Linked DNA regions of Homo sapiens: region 2 is linked to region 1. Evidence: read pairs that join two places in POLR2A ChIA-PET (ENCODE). Cell type or tissue: PC-9. All regions are shown on one strand.

What was found. Peaks named below come from ENCODE experiments on the same cell type or tissue, not always from the same donor. Only the 100,000 strongest peaks of a DNase experiment are listed, where the experiment ranks them.
Region 2: POLR2A ChIA-PET joins it to region 1 with 11 read pairs; 2 of 35 experiments call an interaction of 5 or more read pairs at or near these places.

The regions. Positions count from the first base shown.
Region 1 is chr10:21,923,442-21,931,441 of GRCh38, forward strand. DNAJC1 (DnaJ heat shock protein family (Hsp40) member C1) reads right to left here. Exons shown (of 12, transcript NM_022365.4): 2 at 5,599-5,700; 3 at 5,065-5,111. Among named protein-coding and RNA genes, the nearest start is that of DNAJC1, 76 kb to the right of the region's middle. In PC-9, no CTCF peak of the experiment used is centred here; DNase peaks (open chromatin) are centred at 3,250, 3,720 and 4,330; H3K27ac peaks cover 1,142 bases.
Region 2 is chr10:21,721,513-21,729,512 of GRCh38, forward strand. It overlaps MLLT10 (MLLT10 histone lysine methyltransferase DOT1L cofactor), which reads left to right. Exons shown (of 23, transcript NM_001195626.3): 15 at 4,732-4,843; 16 at 6,344-6,416. It overlaps LOC107984214 (a long non-coding RNA gene), which reads right to left. Exons shown (of 2, transcript XR_001747388.2): 2 at 5,011-5,551. Among named protein-coding and RNA genes, the nearest start is that of MLLT10, 190 kb to the left of the region's middle. RefSeq lists an enhancer at 5,010-5,511. In PC-9, no CTCF peak of the experiment used is centred here; a DNase peak (open chromatin) is centred at 3,379.

The sequences.
Region 1 (8,000 bases):
ACTGTATTAGGCTTTTCTATATTTAAACATATAACACTGTTAAAATGCTCTGTATTTGGGATTCATACAAACTGTTCTCAACTATTTATTAAAGCCAGATTAAGAATGTATAAATGTATGTGTTGTAAGATATAAAGAAAGAAATCTCTATGATAAAAAATATCACTAATGCTAAAAATCATAGGAAATTATAATGGCATTTTCTTGGAAATGAAAACATTAATCAATTCCACATATCCAACATATGGCCTAATGTGTGTTTATTTCACTTGATTTTCTTAAAATATACATCAAGAACATAAAATAATGGTTACATACTCATTAGTGAGTTTTATACTATAATCTGCAATTCATCAAACATATTTAGGCTAATACAAACACTGAAAAACAAATCTAAAATTTTTTCAAGTTACCAGCAGAAAAATGTACAGAAATTTAAAACGTTACAATTTTTTGAAATATAAAATAGTAATTATGAAACTAAAATTAAAAATCTGTATATTATGAAAATGAATATTTAAATAATTCTAGCATGTGCCTAATTATGAATCTTCTGTATTACAAAGCTTGAATTTTTAGTTTAAAACAATAATAACATAATTTCCACTTAGGTCACATTTTGAAACTGAATAAAAACTACTTGTACAAAGATTATAAACAGAAAACATGTCTAAATTAATTGCTGTCATTCTTCTTTGAAAAAAATATATATATGCCAAAAATTGTGGTACACTGCACTTTATTTAGGAAAGGTGCCAAAATAAATTTCCTATTCTCAGACTAATGGTTATTTTGATTCTAACACACCTGTAATCAAATTTACAATAACTAGTTAATAAATTTATAAAAGTTTAACATATTAAGGCTGAATAACTATACGTTTAACAGCATTTGTAAATGAAACGTTATTTAGTAAACTAAAAAACACATTCAACTTTTATAAATATAGTAACATGAAACAGACAAAAAATTTTAAAGTTGCACAACTGGGTTAGCAAAAGAAGACTGGTTAAAAATTCGTAATAGATTTTGAACAAAAGTAGGTATGTTAATATTACTAAAGCGCAATCTAGTATATAAATGTCATGACTAGTACTCAGTATTTTACCTCAACTAACATTCAGGGCACTCATAAAAATTTGTTGGAACATAGCTGGGCTACTATTTCCCAAAACAAGTTAGCTAAAGAGTTTAGAGAAGGCTGCTAAGCTAGGTTTTCTTACAATAACCAGGAAAACCTGTTATAGGCATGCTTTAATAATGACAGTCACTGGGTCTGAAAAATGCATAATTAGGCAAACTGTTAGGCAAGTTCCTCACTGTGTGAACATCATGGTGTACTTACACAAACCTATGTTGTATAGCTTCTACACATGTAGGCTATATGGTAGCCTACTGCTTCCAGGCTACAAACCTGTATAGCATGTTGCTGTACTGAACACTGTAGGCAATTATAACACAATGGTAAGTATTTGTCTATCTAAACTTAGAAAAGGTACAGTAAAAATACCATATTATAATCTTATGGGACTAGCACTGGGTATTTTTGTTGCTGTTGTTGTTGTTTTAGAGATGGGGTCTCACTCTCTCACTCAGGCTGGAGTACAATGGCACGATCATGGCTCACTGCAGCCTTGCAATCCTCCCATCTCAGCATCACAAGTAGCTCAAGCAATCCTCCCATCTCAGCCACCCAAGTAGTTGGGACTACAGGCATGCAACACTACACCCTGGTAATTTTTTTATTTTTTGTAGAGATAGGGTCTAGCTATGTTGCCAGGGCTGGTCTCAAACTCCTGGGCTCAAGCGATCCTCCCACCTCAGCCTCCCAAAGCGTTGGGATTACAGGTGTGAGCCACTGCGCCCAGCCAGCATTGTGTATGTGGTCCCCCATTGAGTCAAATGCCATTATGCAGTACATGACTGTATTTTCATGCTATATATGTTCTTGGGGGAGAAAAAGGCTTAAACGTTTATTCACAATTGCACTCCTAGGAATCTACCCAAGAGAAATGAAAACATATGTCCATCTGAAGATTTATGTGAATGTTCATAGAAGCCTTGCTCATCACAGCCCCAAACTGCAAACAACCCACATGTCCATCAACTGGTGAATAGATAAACGTAAGTGGTATATCCATACAATGGAATACTGTTCAGCAATAGAAAAGAATGAACTACTGGTATATGCTACAATATGGATGAATCTCAAAAACCTTATGTTAATAGAAGCCAGATACAAAAAACTACGTATTGCATGATTCCATTTATACGAACTGTCCAGAAAGGACAAATTTATAAATACACTAAATCGATCAGTAATTGCCTGGAGCTGGAGATCAGGGTGAGGAACTACGGCAAATGGGCTAAAGCTTTTTTGAAATGATGTAAATGTTCTAAAACTGGACTGTGATGATGGTTTGCACAAGCCTGTAAATTTACTAAAAAGCACTTAACTGTACACTTAAAACAGGTGACTTTTATTGTATGCAAATTATACCCAAATAAGGATGTTAAAAAATCAAACAAAACTGGCTTTTTCTTTTGAGACAGGGTCTTGCTGTGTCGCCCAGGCTAAGCACAGTGCGCAACTTCCGCCTCCGGGGTTCAAGCAATCCTCCCACCTCAGCCTCCTGAGTAGCTGGGACTATAGGCATGTGCCACCACGCCAGGCTAACTTTTGTATTTTTTGCAGAGACGAGGTTTTGTCATGTTGCCTAAGCTGGTTTCCAACTCCTGAGTTCAAGGGATCTGCCCTCCTCAGCCTCCCAAAGTGCTAGGATTACAGATGTGAGCCACTGTACCCAGCCAGCCTTTCCTTTTTTTTTTTTTTTTTAACTAAAAGTTATTTGGTTTGTTAATTTATCAATTTAACTGCTATTCCCTTTTCCAGCAAAATTCAAATAATGCATCTGATTTCAGAGAAAACACAATTATATAAAAGGGAAATAAATAGGAAACATGTCTATGACAATTTCCCAAATTACCAATTCCTGGAAGGTTACACATTTAAAAGTATTATTTAATGAATATTTATAGTAAATAACTGTGATACCAAAATGCATTTTTTCATATCAATATGTAGATAATCTTCTTTTAGAAGATAATGCTGACTGTGCTCTTTTTTTTCCTAAAGGAATTATAAACATTAAGTAATTGTCTGCAGAGATGTCTGTCTCCTGTATGTTTAAATACTCATAGGTCACCTGGCCTCAGGCACAAGCTTTAGAGGAGTGATTCTTAGCTTCATTAGTTAAGACTTTTGCCTCAAGGAAAACCAGTTACCAAAGAGTTACTTGTGCCTCAAGGGGTATAAATACTACAGCTGTTTGTGTAACTGTCACATTCATTTTTTCTATCAACTGTCTAAAATAAATGAGAGAACTAATCCTGAAGAGATGATGTTATTTATTAATAGATGATTCCATGTTAATGAAGAAACAATTTATATATGAGAAGTGATTTGTTTTGAAAAGATAGAAATAATTTTGGTAACTGAAAGAAATTACAAAGTTTATTGACTTTTAAGATAACAAACAAAAAGAAAAAAACCTCAAGCCAAAAATATTAGAAAACTAAATAAAGCTACCTTTACAGGCACATTCTTGATGTGTGAAACAAAACTAGGGCTCACAGAGAAACCAACTAGAAAATATGCACAGAATGACCAAAACTTCTTTCAACACGCTTCTTGGACTCTTTCAACACTATGGATTATCTCAAACCAGAGGAATGTCTGCTATGGTATCTGGACCAATGCCAGCCCTTGTTATAAAGTGAAGAACACTTTAAGAGAAGATCTTGAATCCCTGTGCTTTGCAATCTGACAAGCAGAGGTATTCAAATTAAACGGTTAAGATGAGAATCAAGAATGGTAGCTAACATTTTAGGATACAGACTAATTCCAGATAATACATTTGAGGAAAGATTCAGAATGTAACATAGCACAATTTATAGGGTTGTCTGGAGATGTATTACCCCCCTAGTGAAGGACACAGATATTTAGGCTGGCTTTTGCCTAAATGTCAAATAGCCAGGTGTTGTTTTGTTTTGTTTTTTACAGGTACTCTTGTATCGTAGAACATTTTCAAATTTTGGATTGTGGTCCACTAGTGTCTCATGAAATGAATTTAGTGAACCACAACCAACATTTTTAAAAAATAAATAAATAAAAAACACCAAAAGACTAGTCTAGCCTAGAATAGAAAATAATGTGTTTAACATGCAATAAGAAATATCTTGTGAAACTATTGTTTTAGTTATGTGTGTGTGTGTGCGTATGTGTTGTGGTCTGACTTAAAAAACTTAGAAGGCTGCTGAAATGATGTCTACATTCCATACATTCTGTAGGAGTAGAGGAAAGGGGCCTCTGTGTAATCTCCTCTTAAGTCACTGGCATTATAAACTACTACATAAATATATTGCCAGTCTTCTGAAAGGGGCACAGAGAAGTCTTAGAGTGAGGGGCTACCTCCACTCTGAAGTTTAACCCTGAATGCAGAATTGCCGGAGCAGAGTAAAGGAAGGGAAGGAGGCAAAAGAAATAGATGCAAGAGGCAAAGTTTTCTTTCTTCTACAGGCTTACAGAAGCTTATATAACTGGGTTATTCTGAGAGTGAGGAAATATCAAGAAAGAGTACTAACTTGACTATCACTACAGTCTAATTCAAACATTTAAGGAATGGGGGGGAAAAGCACCAAGCATCAGGCACAGATAGGAGCTATTACTGACATATGGGAAGGAATGGACATTTATTTGAATTCAGGCAGTATTTGTATCTCCCAGGGCATAAACACTCATGTTAAAAGTCGTATTAAGGAAGCCCGGACTTGCTAACATTATGACTCAAAATCCTGAAGCTTGTATGTATCAAATCAATCTAGTGAATACTTTCAATAAAATTAACTCTGCTTCAAACACACATTTTTAAAACACTGCATTTCTCGGAAGGAACAAAAATAAAATGCTAACATAATAATAAAATGTTTAAGAAGACTTAATTCTTTATAAACTGTAGCATGAAACTATAACATCTTAATTCAAAAGCAGAAATGAACACTCACCTCTGCCTTCGTTCATCATCCTTTAAAACTTCATAAATGGCCACCAACTAAAATAAAAGCATTACTTTAAAATAAAAATACTCTCAACTATAAGAAATCACATAGGAGGGTGAAGGCACTACAATACACATGCAGAAAATCCTATGTGCCTATATATACAATAAACAGATGAAATCTCCTTTATAAGTAACACTATGTTTTGGTAGTACCTTAAGAGATTAAAAATGCTTGATATCAAAATAAATCTTTGTGACAGTTACAAAAGTAATACTTATCTTAAAATGTGCATTTAGAAGCAAAAGCTGTAATTTAGACAAGAAAATTATGACAATTATGACCCTCCAAGAATTTAGAGATGCTAATACAAAATAGTAAAAATGCATTTTGTAGAAACTTGAAAAAAAATATACACTATATTTTAAACTACTACCTCATTTTCAAATGAAAATATTCCATATATAAGTGAATATTTCTACCATCGACATGTTAATACATTTGTCACAAAATATATATATAATAGCATATTTCACTTACTTGTCTAAACTGAGTTTCTGCATTTTCATCTTTATTCTTGTCTGGATGTAAAGTTAGTGAAAGCTTACGATATGCTTTTCTGATGTCTGCAGATGATGCATCCTGGAGGTGGTAGGGGGAGGGGAAAATACAAAGCAAACTTTGTCAGAAAAAGAAATTCCCAGAACCTTGTTAAGATCTGAGAAGACAGCCAACCAAGTGCAGGACCCCAGGCAATGTAATTTGAGCAATCAGTCTTAACAACCAGGCTATGCAACAAGCCTGACCCACATGACTGAACAATTATTCAATCTAATTTGGCTCTCCTCTTAACTTTTCATTACCATACAGTCATTTAAAGAAGACAGTATTTGGCGAAACTTTTCAAACACTTGCCTTCCTAAAATTAACCAATAAATCTTTTTCAGTAATTAAGAGATCAAAAAGAAACAAATTAAAAATTAATACATCGGTGTGCCTTCAAAGAAACTCTTTATTTACTGGCAAATGTTAAAGCCAATTTCTGAATCCCGGGCTAACCATATGGTTTCTCTATTATTTATATTGAGTTTATCATCTCAGCAACAACCTATGGAATCTCACTTTCACATGTCAAAAAGCATGCCTATCTGAAGGGAGTTAAATTAGCATTTATCAAAAATTATTATCATTAGAAAGAGTTAAATATACTATACTTATTTACTTAGTACTTTAAAGGGTATTTTCAATGTTGGCCAGCCTCCTCAGTCTGGTTCATACAAATAAATTTGCCCAATATTTATGTATTACTTGTATAGTTTAAATATATTTAAAAGGTTACCGTGGTTCAGTACTTAGATTAAGTGGATATTAAAATTACATTTTATATAATCCTGTGTGCACAGGTAAAATCAGACAACATCATTTTTACATGGCCAGTATAAAATGCATAATAATAACAAAGAATACACTGTCAAGTAGGGTTTAAAACTTTTTTTGAGACAGTCTGATTCTACCACCCAGGCTGGAGTGCGGCGGCACAATCTCAGCTCACTGCAACCTCCACCTCCTGGGTCCAAGAGATTCTTGTGCCTCAGCCTCCAGAGGAGCTGGAATTATAGGCATGCGCCACCACACCCAGCTAATTTTTGTATTTTTAGTAGAAATGGGGTTTCCCCAGGTTGGCCAGGCTGGTCTCGAACTCCTGACCTCAAGTGATCCAACAGCCTCGGCCTCCCAAAGTGTAGGATTACAGGTGTGAGCCACCGCGCCTGGCTGGGGTTTAAAACTTGATCTGTATTAAACTTAAAGTGTATTAAAATAACATATTAATATTGGGCAAAATGATAGTAAACTTGCTTACTAAATGTCTCTCATTTGATAGCTGACTGTCTAATTAATTCCAAAAACTATTAAGAAGTTCAAATGATGAAAACACCAAACCAAACCAACACAAAAAATCTATATACCTGGGACTAAATATTATCAATAGTTTTTAAATAGAGTTGGAGAGAGACAAAGTGAGGCTATAATTAGTCTGTCAGGCTTGTCTTTATAAACCATTATTTTTATTATCAGTTTTCTGGGGCTTGTTGCTCCAGACTAGTATGTTACCCAGGGTGTGAGTATTTTTGTGACTTGTGGAAGGCTGAGGAGCTATAAAAATTAACTAAAGTACTGCAGGTAACATGGTTGTAATTTTCATTCTACTTTGCTTAATAAAATTGACATGTTCCCTACATAGACTACAGATAATGTGGTAGAAATAAATGATTATTTAATGAAAATCTGTGATGAATCCTATTGTTGAGCAAAGACATCAAGTGTCAAATGAATAACCAATCTCTAATTGGGATTTTAATTGTAGATTTTTTTAAATTGGGACTATATAATAAACCATTCCACAAGTATATTTCATACAAAATAATAGCTATGTATTTTCTATTACAAAATTAATACATGTTCACTACAGAACATTTCTTACTTAAAAATAAAAACAACTAATAGTAACCTAAGGCATTTCCCTGCTTCCAGTCTTACCATTCTGATCCCCCAATCCTCCATTTTTCTGCCACCATATGTACCCCAAATGTAAATGTGGTCAGACGGCTCTCCTACTCTAAACCCTTGAGCAGCTACCAGGTGCCTTTGTCACTGGTGTTTTCCAATTTTTTTAGCCTTATCTCCCACCCTCTTGGCTCATCCTCCTGGTCCCCCAGATTATTACACCTTAGGATACACAGTTCACCAATGTCATGTTGTTTTTCACCCAGCTACAGATACAGACAGCTCTCTTCTAAGGAACAGGGCTCTGTTTCTTATACACAAATATTGCCTGACTATTTTCCTCTTGAGAATCTATCCAGTTGAGTTATTTTGCCAATAAATTCTACCTCAAGTAGATACGGTGAAAAACATGAAGATTTTCTTATCTACAAAGACAT
Region 2 (8,000 bases), 200 kb before region 1:
ACTTTATAAACAAGCTCTTTTAAAACATCTCTGTGGTCATAGGCAGATATTTGAAAATATAAGAGGTAAACTCTTAATAACAGGAGAAATTATAAGCTGAAATATATTTTTATCTTAATATTTTAATATGGTATGCCAGTCTACTTAGGAAATACTAAGTTTCTTTTATTTGTTTTGAGTTTGAATACTGCCTTGGTAGAGACTTGCAGACGTTTAATATATTAAGTTATTCTAAATTTGCTAAGGATATTCTTTAACTCAGACACCTGAACATATATTGTTTAAAAGTGACTTAAGCTTAGTTCAATAATTATTCAATTTATTCTTAATCTACTGGTCTTTCAGTCTATCTTGTAAAATAATTACACTTCTCTTAATGAGGTTTTTACTAGAGTGTTACAATAAATGTTAGATAACATCTTGAGCAGAAGTGATTTTTATCAGTTATTGGTCTTGGGAAAGGGGAAGGATTCCTCTTTAAGATATTATATGAAGGATGTATACATCCATATATGTATATATAATCCTATATATTCTTATATATATTATCCTTACATAAAGAGGAATCTTTCAAATATATATATAAACTTAAGTTTGTTATGGCAGTTTTCTTAATTTGAAATAATTTTCGATATATAGAAAAGTTACAAGGACAGTACAGAGAGTTAGATATATCATGGATATCCTTCACTCAGCCTCCCCTAGTGTTAACTTATATTCTTACAGTACCAGCAGATCCAAGGAGAGTGTCTATTCACAATAGCCGTTCTCCTTACCTGGGCAGGTTAAGATTGAAATGTCATATAATAGGTACTTCTTTTCCAAAAAGAATTTCTAGTCTTTGTACCAGATCTTCTGAAACAGTCTTCTGGTATATTAGTAATTTGCTTTCAATGCACTTTTCAAAATCCGTTTCCAAAGTATGCTGTAGAGAAGTATGTGTATGTTAATGTTTCCTTTATTTCTTATTCCAGTTTTTTTTAATACAAAAGCTTTCATGCCCTTGATGCTTCATAACCCTTATTTCTTTGGGTTAACATGGACTTTCTTCCTTTCCCCTGAATCTTAATGCTTTTGCTTATTAATGGCAGCAAAGGTTTTTGAGTCTATGAAACGCCAGACACTGTGTGTGCTCTCTTCAGTAAGCCGTCTTCCTCTTCTGCATCTTCAGTGCTAATAAGCTGTGGGATCTTTCCACTAAAAGGTGGGGGTTTCTTGGCTTGGAGGTACCCAGTCTTTCCGAAAGACTCATCAAGGGTCCCAGTATTAACTGTTCCAAACATCAGTTAAGAAATGTAGGCTAAGCAGTGACAGTCATTTGTGTAGTCTTTGGTATCTCATCTTACCAACCTTAAAATGATGACGTTCATGATTTCAGTTTCCCAGCAGAAATTAATATGGAATGTAGTAGATGTTTTTATACACCAAAATGACTCTATCTGGTAAAATTAATAACTTTTAATTTCTCTTTTGAAAGTCTCTTGTTTAGATAAATGCCTTTACTAGAAAAACAACTACCACATTAATTTTAGCTAACCCGTTTGGGAAATTGGTCATTTCCAATAATACTTTCATTTATTGTATCAACTTTTGCCAGCCATCTTTTAAAAATAGATACTTTCCTTCTTTAGCATACGCTAAAGATACTTTATCTTTTTTTGATGATCATCATTATGCAAATTAGTTGTTGTGCCATACTCCTTTCTATTTTGATCTTTAGTATATATAGATCTAATAGATAGGGAAACTAAGATAATTCAGAGACTAGATCAAGAAAATGCCACCCCTCTGAAATTTGAAGCTAATAAGGATAAATATTAATATAAAGCCCTTGGCAGAAGGAACCCTTCCTAAAAAAGAGTATATTTCTAGTTCTAGTGAGAGTTGGATCTTTGGATTCTTATCTAAGGCAAGTGATGAGACTGATAATTGAAAGCAAAAAGGTATTCCAAGTGATATATTGATATGTCACATAGATGACTGCATGAACGAGAGTCAAAAGGCTGGGAGTGTTTCCTTGCTTTGGAAGTGCTAAGGCATCTAGAAGTACACTTTATAAAGTTAATAATAAACTAAAATGAGAATGCTATCCTCAGTGTCTTCTTGGAGGACCACCGTATCCGCATTCTGTACTGTGTTTTCTCTGTTGGTCCTATTTTTCTCTGCCCTGTCCTGTGGTCAGCTGTTACTTCTTGGTGTCAACAGACTGTCTCGAGATAAGACTGTTTCTTCCTCCTTCTAATTAATTTTCCATTTCTAATCTATTAAATGTGTAGTGGATCTTTTTTAGAATTGTATCTACAGTAAGAGTAAATTGGCTCTACAAAAGCTATTTTTAAGTATTAGGATCTGAGACGTCAACAGATGGGACTGGTAATATCTGTTTTTTCTGTTGAATTGTTTGTATTTTTCTTATTCTATATTGTTTTATTAATAGCTAAGATTCCCAAAGAATTGACTTCTGGAGAGAGAAAAAAATCTTAACTGTATCTCTGTTTATGAATTGTGTGTTTTATGTGCCCTCTACTACTAAATACATGGTAAGTGAACAGCACGATCTTCATGTTGAAGTTATAACTTACCTTTTCCCGAGGGACAGTTGATTGTTAAACAGGACTGAAGAGTACCAACTTACTGACTTTGTCTGCATATTTTTAATAAGAGGAAAAACAAAACCCAGAAATTGACAGATTTAATTTACACATTAAAGTGTGAACTATAAAATACACGCTTTGAGATAATAGAAAGCAAGGATGGTACATCCCAGAAACTGTTTCCGTGAACCATAAACGCACATTTTCATGCTTTGTAAGTGGGCTGAAGGCCAAGATGCAATGTCATGATGTGAGTCTGTCCAGAAATACAGCTTCTTCTCTGTGTTATTTTGCTTACAACTACTGTGTTGTCTTAGTCTCTTGTGTGCAGTTATACATATCCAAATGTCCCCCATCTTTTGTTCTTGTTATTCAGCTTCTTTACGATAGAAGTGCTTTAGTTCTTTGCCGATATTTTCAAGAGTTTTGTTCTGAAATAACTGCAATGATTTTAGTTTATAAAAGCTTCAGTTTGATTTCATTCATGAAAAAGAAGAACAATTCTACTTTAACATTTGTGGTTCTGTTAAATCTGAGAATTATTTCAGGCCACTGAGAGTCTTCTGTGAGTAACAGCATTTTGTATACAAGAGATTTGCCTCCAAAATGTCAAATTTTAAGGTCATAATATTCTTGGAAAGTGGGAGAGAGCATGCACATCAAAGAAAGCATTTTTATTACAGTGGATTACGCAATACTTTGGCCAGCCTCCTTAGCTTCATCTGTTTAAGGGTTCATTTTCGCTTGTTTGGCACAGGTCCCAGTGAGGCCTTCAGAATTGTGGTTAGCAACATGAATGAATTACAAACTTTGGACGAGCTCTTCAGTTAGTAGAGCTGGCTTGCTGCCAAAAAGACAGTGCCTTATATGGGGTCAGGGCAAAGCTGTGATTCGTTGAGTCCTGCATTGTATAGAAAACATACTTGGGATGCCTGTTTGCTTTCTTTTAAAATAAAAACAAAACAAAACAGAAAAAGCAGCAGGCTTCCAAGTCTATCAAAATAGGAAGTAACAAAATAGTGTGCAGGTTTTACTAATGACAGAGTTAAGCAATGGAAATACAGCTCCCTGTAGCTAAAATACTAGAAGTAAAAGTTGGACTTTTGACCTCCTTAGCCAGCTTGTGATATGAGAGATTGAAGCATTTGGTTAGATACCTGTTGTCTTCCTGCTTTTATGTTTCAGATGGCTTAATAAGATTAATTAGTCTCATGTCCACATGGTTGCTGTGCCACTGGGGTTTGGTATCAGCTAGATATGTTGAAAATTAAAAGCAGGAATAGTTACCTTCCAACGTGCCAGTTCTTCTTTTTTAAAAATTTGTAGTTATGGCCAGGCGCGGTGGCTCACGCCTATAATCCCAGCTCTTTGGGAGGCCGAGGCGGGTGGATCACCTGAGGTCAGGAGTTTGAGACTAACCTGGCCAACATGGTGAAACTCCGTCTGTACTAAAAATACAAAAAATTTAGCTGGGCGTGGTGGCGGGCGCCTCCTGTAATCCCAGCCACTGGGAAGTCTGAGGCAGAATTGCTTGAACCCTAGAGGCGGAGGTTGCAGTGAGCCGAGAACGCGCCATTGCACTCCAGCCTGGGTAAGAGTGAAACTCTTTCTCAAAAAAAAAAAAAAAAAAATTGTAGTTACGTAACTTTTTTTTTTTTTTTTGAGACGGAGTCTCGCTCTGTCGCCCAGGCTGGAGTGCAGTGGCGTGATCTCCTCTCACTGCAAGCTCCACCTCCTGGGTTCACGCCATTCTCCTGCCTCAGCCTCCCGAGTAGCTGGGACTACAGGCGCCCGCCACCATGCACGGCTAATTTTTTGTATTTTTAGTAGAGACGGGGGTTTCACCATGTTACCCAGGATGGTCTCGATCTCCTGATCTCGTGATCTGCCCACGTCAGCCTCCCAAAGTGCTGGGATTACAGGCGTGAGCCACCGCGCCCGGCCTAGTTATGTAACTTTTAAAAAATTGACATGTTGAATGGTAAAACAAGTAAGAACGAAATTTGCTTTTCAGAAGGTCACAAATTTTGCTTATATTCTTAGGTTGGAGAATATAATTACTAGATCTATTAGAAGGGAAAACTTTTAATATATTTTCACATATAATTCATTTATCATTGTAATTTTTTCCATTTAGGCAAATACTCTATCTGGATCTTCTCTCAGTCAGGCACCATCTCATATGTATGGCAATAGATCAAATTCATCAATGGCAGCTCTTATAGCTCAGTCTGAAAACAATCAAACAGGTAAGTTTTCAAGAATTACTAACTCTAAAACCCTACTCTCACCTACTTTAATTTTTTTCCCCTTTTGGTTCATTTTATTTGAAAACATGCAGGGATGTGGTTAGTAGAGGATTTGTACTTTAAAAAAATATTCACAGTTGGAAAATGTTAAATATTTCAGGTGCTGGTTATGTTAACTAGCTTGATTTTATTATTCCACATTACATTCATATATCATAACATCAATTTGTACTCCAAATTTATATAATTACAAACTGTCAATTTACAATAAAAAAGAATCACAGTTGGAAGTAAATAGTATGCTGTGCTGCAAAATAGCAATGTCCTTTTTTTTTTTTTTTTTTTTTTTTTATTGTCTGAAATGGAAATGTTTCAACAGAGCCATCAGCAAGCAGGAATGCAGCAGTGTCTCCTGTGACTTTTGTGATTGATGTGTTCAGTTCTCAGTTCTATGCAATGAAAGTAACATAACACTGGGCTTTTCTGTGAATAGCCTAAACCTTTATTTGCATAATTCATGAAATTGTATTACACAAACTTGGTTAAAAAAATCCTGTTAGAGAATTTCTGCAGTGTTTAGTAATCCTGTGAATGTTCACCAGTTGACGTTTTGTCGCATTTGTCTCTTGTACTGTCTTAATGAGCCACTGGATTTGCTTTGTTTCATTGCATCCTTAAGGATTGGTTGACATGTCCAAGTAGTCATGCCTGTTTGGGGGAAGGGAATGGATTTAGCAGTTCACCAAGAATGGATCAGTCTGTCTTTACCGTTTAAGGGTCAGAGGTTACCTGACTCAGAATAAGGGGAGGACAACCTTGAAAGAGGCCAGATAAGGTGATTTTTATAAGGAACTAACTGCAGGGGAAATACAAGTTACTTTCCAAGCAGAGATATATGATATTACCTAAGGAATATTTTGAAAAGTTAATTTTTTTCTTTAAAATTCAGGATTCTGTATTCCTACTTGTTTTTGTCAATTTGGAAATTTAGTGTTTTATGTAATTTTATTCTTGGTGTAAGGCTCTAGTGTCTAACACCATAATTTTAGTCTTGGTGTGCAGCTCTATGTAAATGTGTTTTATGGCTTGTCTTGGGATGCAAAGTGTTAAAAAATACAAAGCATACGGATTTGCTGTGATAAGCATACAGATTAGCTGTCCACAGCTGTGATTCATTACTTTAACCGTAGAAATTAAAAGTGGCTGAGGGGAGGGTACAGCAAATGCAAACCACGCTTCTGTGCTGTAAAATTGAAAGGAATGAAAGAACAGAACATAATCCATGGCCTTCTACACCCACAAAAACGTGTAGGGACAACGCCTTACATGCCACAGTTCAGCAATTCTGAACTAGCAACATGCTAGATCTTCTATTTTCGTGGGAACTGCAAAGATAGTGGTAAAGGTTTAATGTATGTTTTAGGAAAAATCAGGGCAAGAGTTTAAAACCTCTTATCTAGTGAGAGTCACTTTATCAGCTCTGAAATATTTACACTACAGATCAAGATCTTGGAGACAATAGCCGCAACCTAGTTGGCAGAGGAAGCTCACCCCGAGGAAGTCTCTCGCCACGGTAAGCGCTATTTACACTGCAAAGTATAGGCAAAGGAAACGTTTGAGATTTGGAAACTTTCTTATCTCATATCAGTAGAGTGTACATTTGTGAGGCTATAAAAGCATTCTACAGATAAGAAGCATGTCTAGACAAGAAAAATGATTCTAAATTAATTTAAATATTAATTTAAACACCATTAGATTTCTAAGTAAAACAAATCCCTTTCCTTTGGTTTCCAATCAGTTCGAACTCTCTTGTATTTATTACCTGTATACTGATTTGAGTAATTCTTTTTGATCATAAAATAGTTTTAAGATCTCTTAAAGTTGTAGACCCAAGACTTTCAAGTTTGGGTTCCAGTTTTAGCTCTGTTCTGTGTAGCACTTAATCCCTTAGTCTCTAGTTCCTAATTCAGTAAAGTCGTGTGGTAGATCACTAAACTCCTACTAGTTCTTAAATTGTTTGAATCAGTTATAGCAAATGTATTACAAGTTTTTTGAAATCATTTTATGACAGTATTCAGGTACCATTTATTAAAATCTAATTAATATATTTGGGGTTATCAAACTGCATATTCCTTCTGTTCTAAATGGGGAGAATGTGGTATGAGATACTGTGTCTGCTTGTAGGGGAGAATGGAACTTTGGTGATAGCTATCTCCTTATTAATTTTATTTCCCTTCTGTGCGTTCTCTTTGTTTTCTCCATGTTCTCTAATTTAGGAACCCTCCCTCAAGCATGGTGTTAGACTGGGTGACAATGGAGAGTAAGAGAAAAGCCCATTCTAGGGTCTTTCTTCCAAGAATGGGAGAAACGTGATTAAAAATGAAAACTTTGGTCAGGCGTGGTGGCTCATGTCTATAATCCCAGCGCTTTGGGAGGCCAAGTTTGGAGGATTGCTTGAGGCCTGGAGTTCAAGACCAGCCTGGGCAACATGCCAAGACTCCATGTCTACAATTTTTTTTTTTTTTTTTTCCAAAATGAACTTTTTCATGTGATGACAGATCATGAATAACAGTATTGCTGATATATTTGGGGAATGTCTGTTAAGGAACATCTTCTTTATCCTAAAGATTAGTTCAGTAACCACTAATTTCATTTTCTAATGGTACATCTAGTGATGCCTTTTTTTCTGTATAATTCCTGGGTGAACTAAAAGTAGTATTGTTTTCCCTGATTGAACTCTGCAGAAAATCAAATATCCATTCTTTGGAAACCAGGAATCTGAAGAACAATGATAACATGATCTGACTAGTCTGTGATTTTATGCTGTGATTAATTCTATGTTGTTTTTCTTTTCAAAGAAGAAAGTTAATGTTTGCTCAGTGTTTAGTGGAAGAAGCATTTCTCTGTTGCCCTTTTAAACTTAAAATATTACAAGCTACCGAGAATTATTAAGAAAGTGCTATTTTGCTTAATATAGTTTTTCCTTTTCATTAGTTAAATGGGACTTAACAAATGGTACTAAATTATTTTTAGCATATTATTTCCAACTTTATATTACTCTTTAGAAATCAGCCTGAGATGTAACAGCCTAAATTATCCTGGTATAGTGTACTATTTGCAGAGGGATGGCCAACTGTATGTGGCCCATAATGTTTAC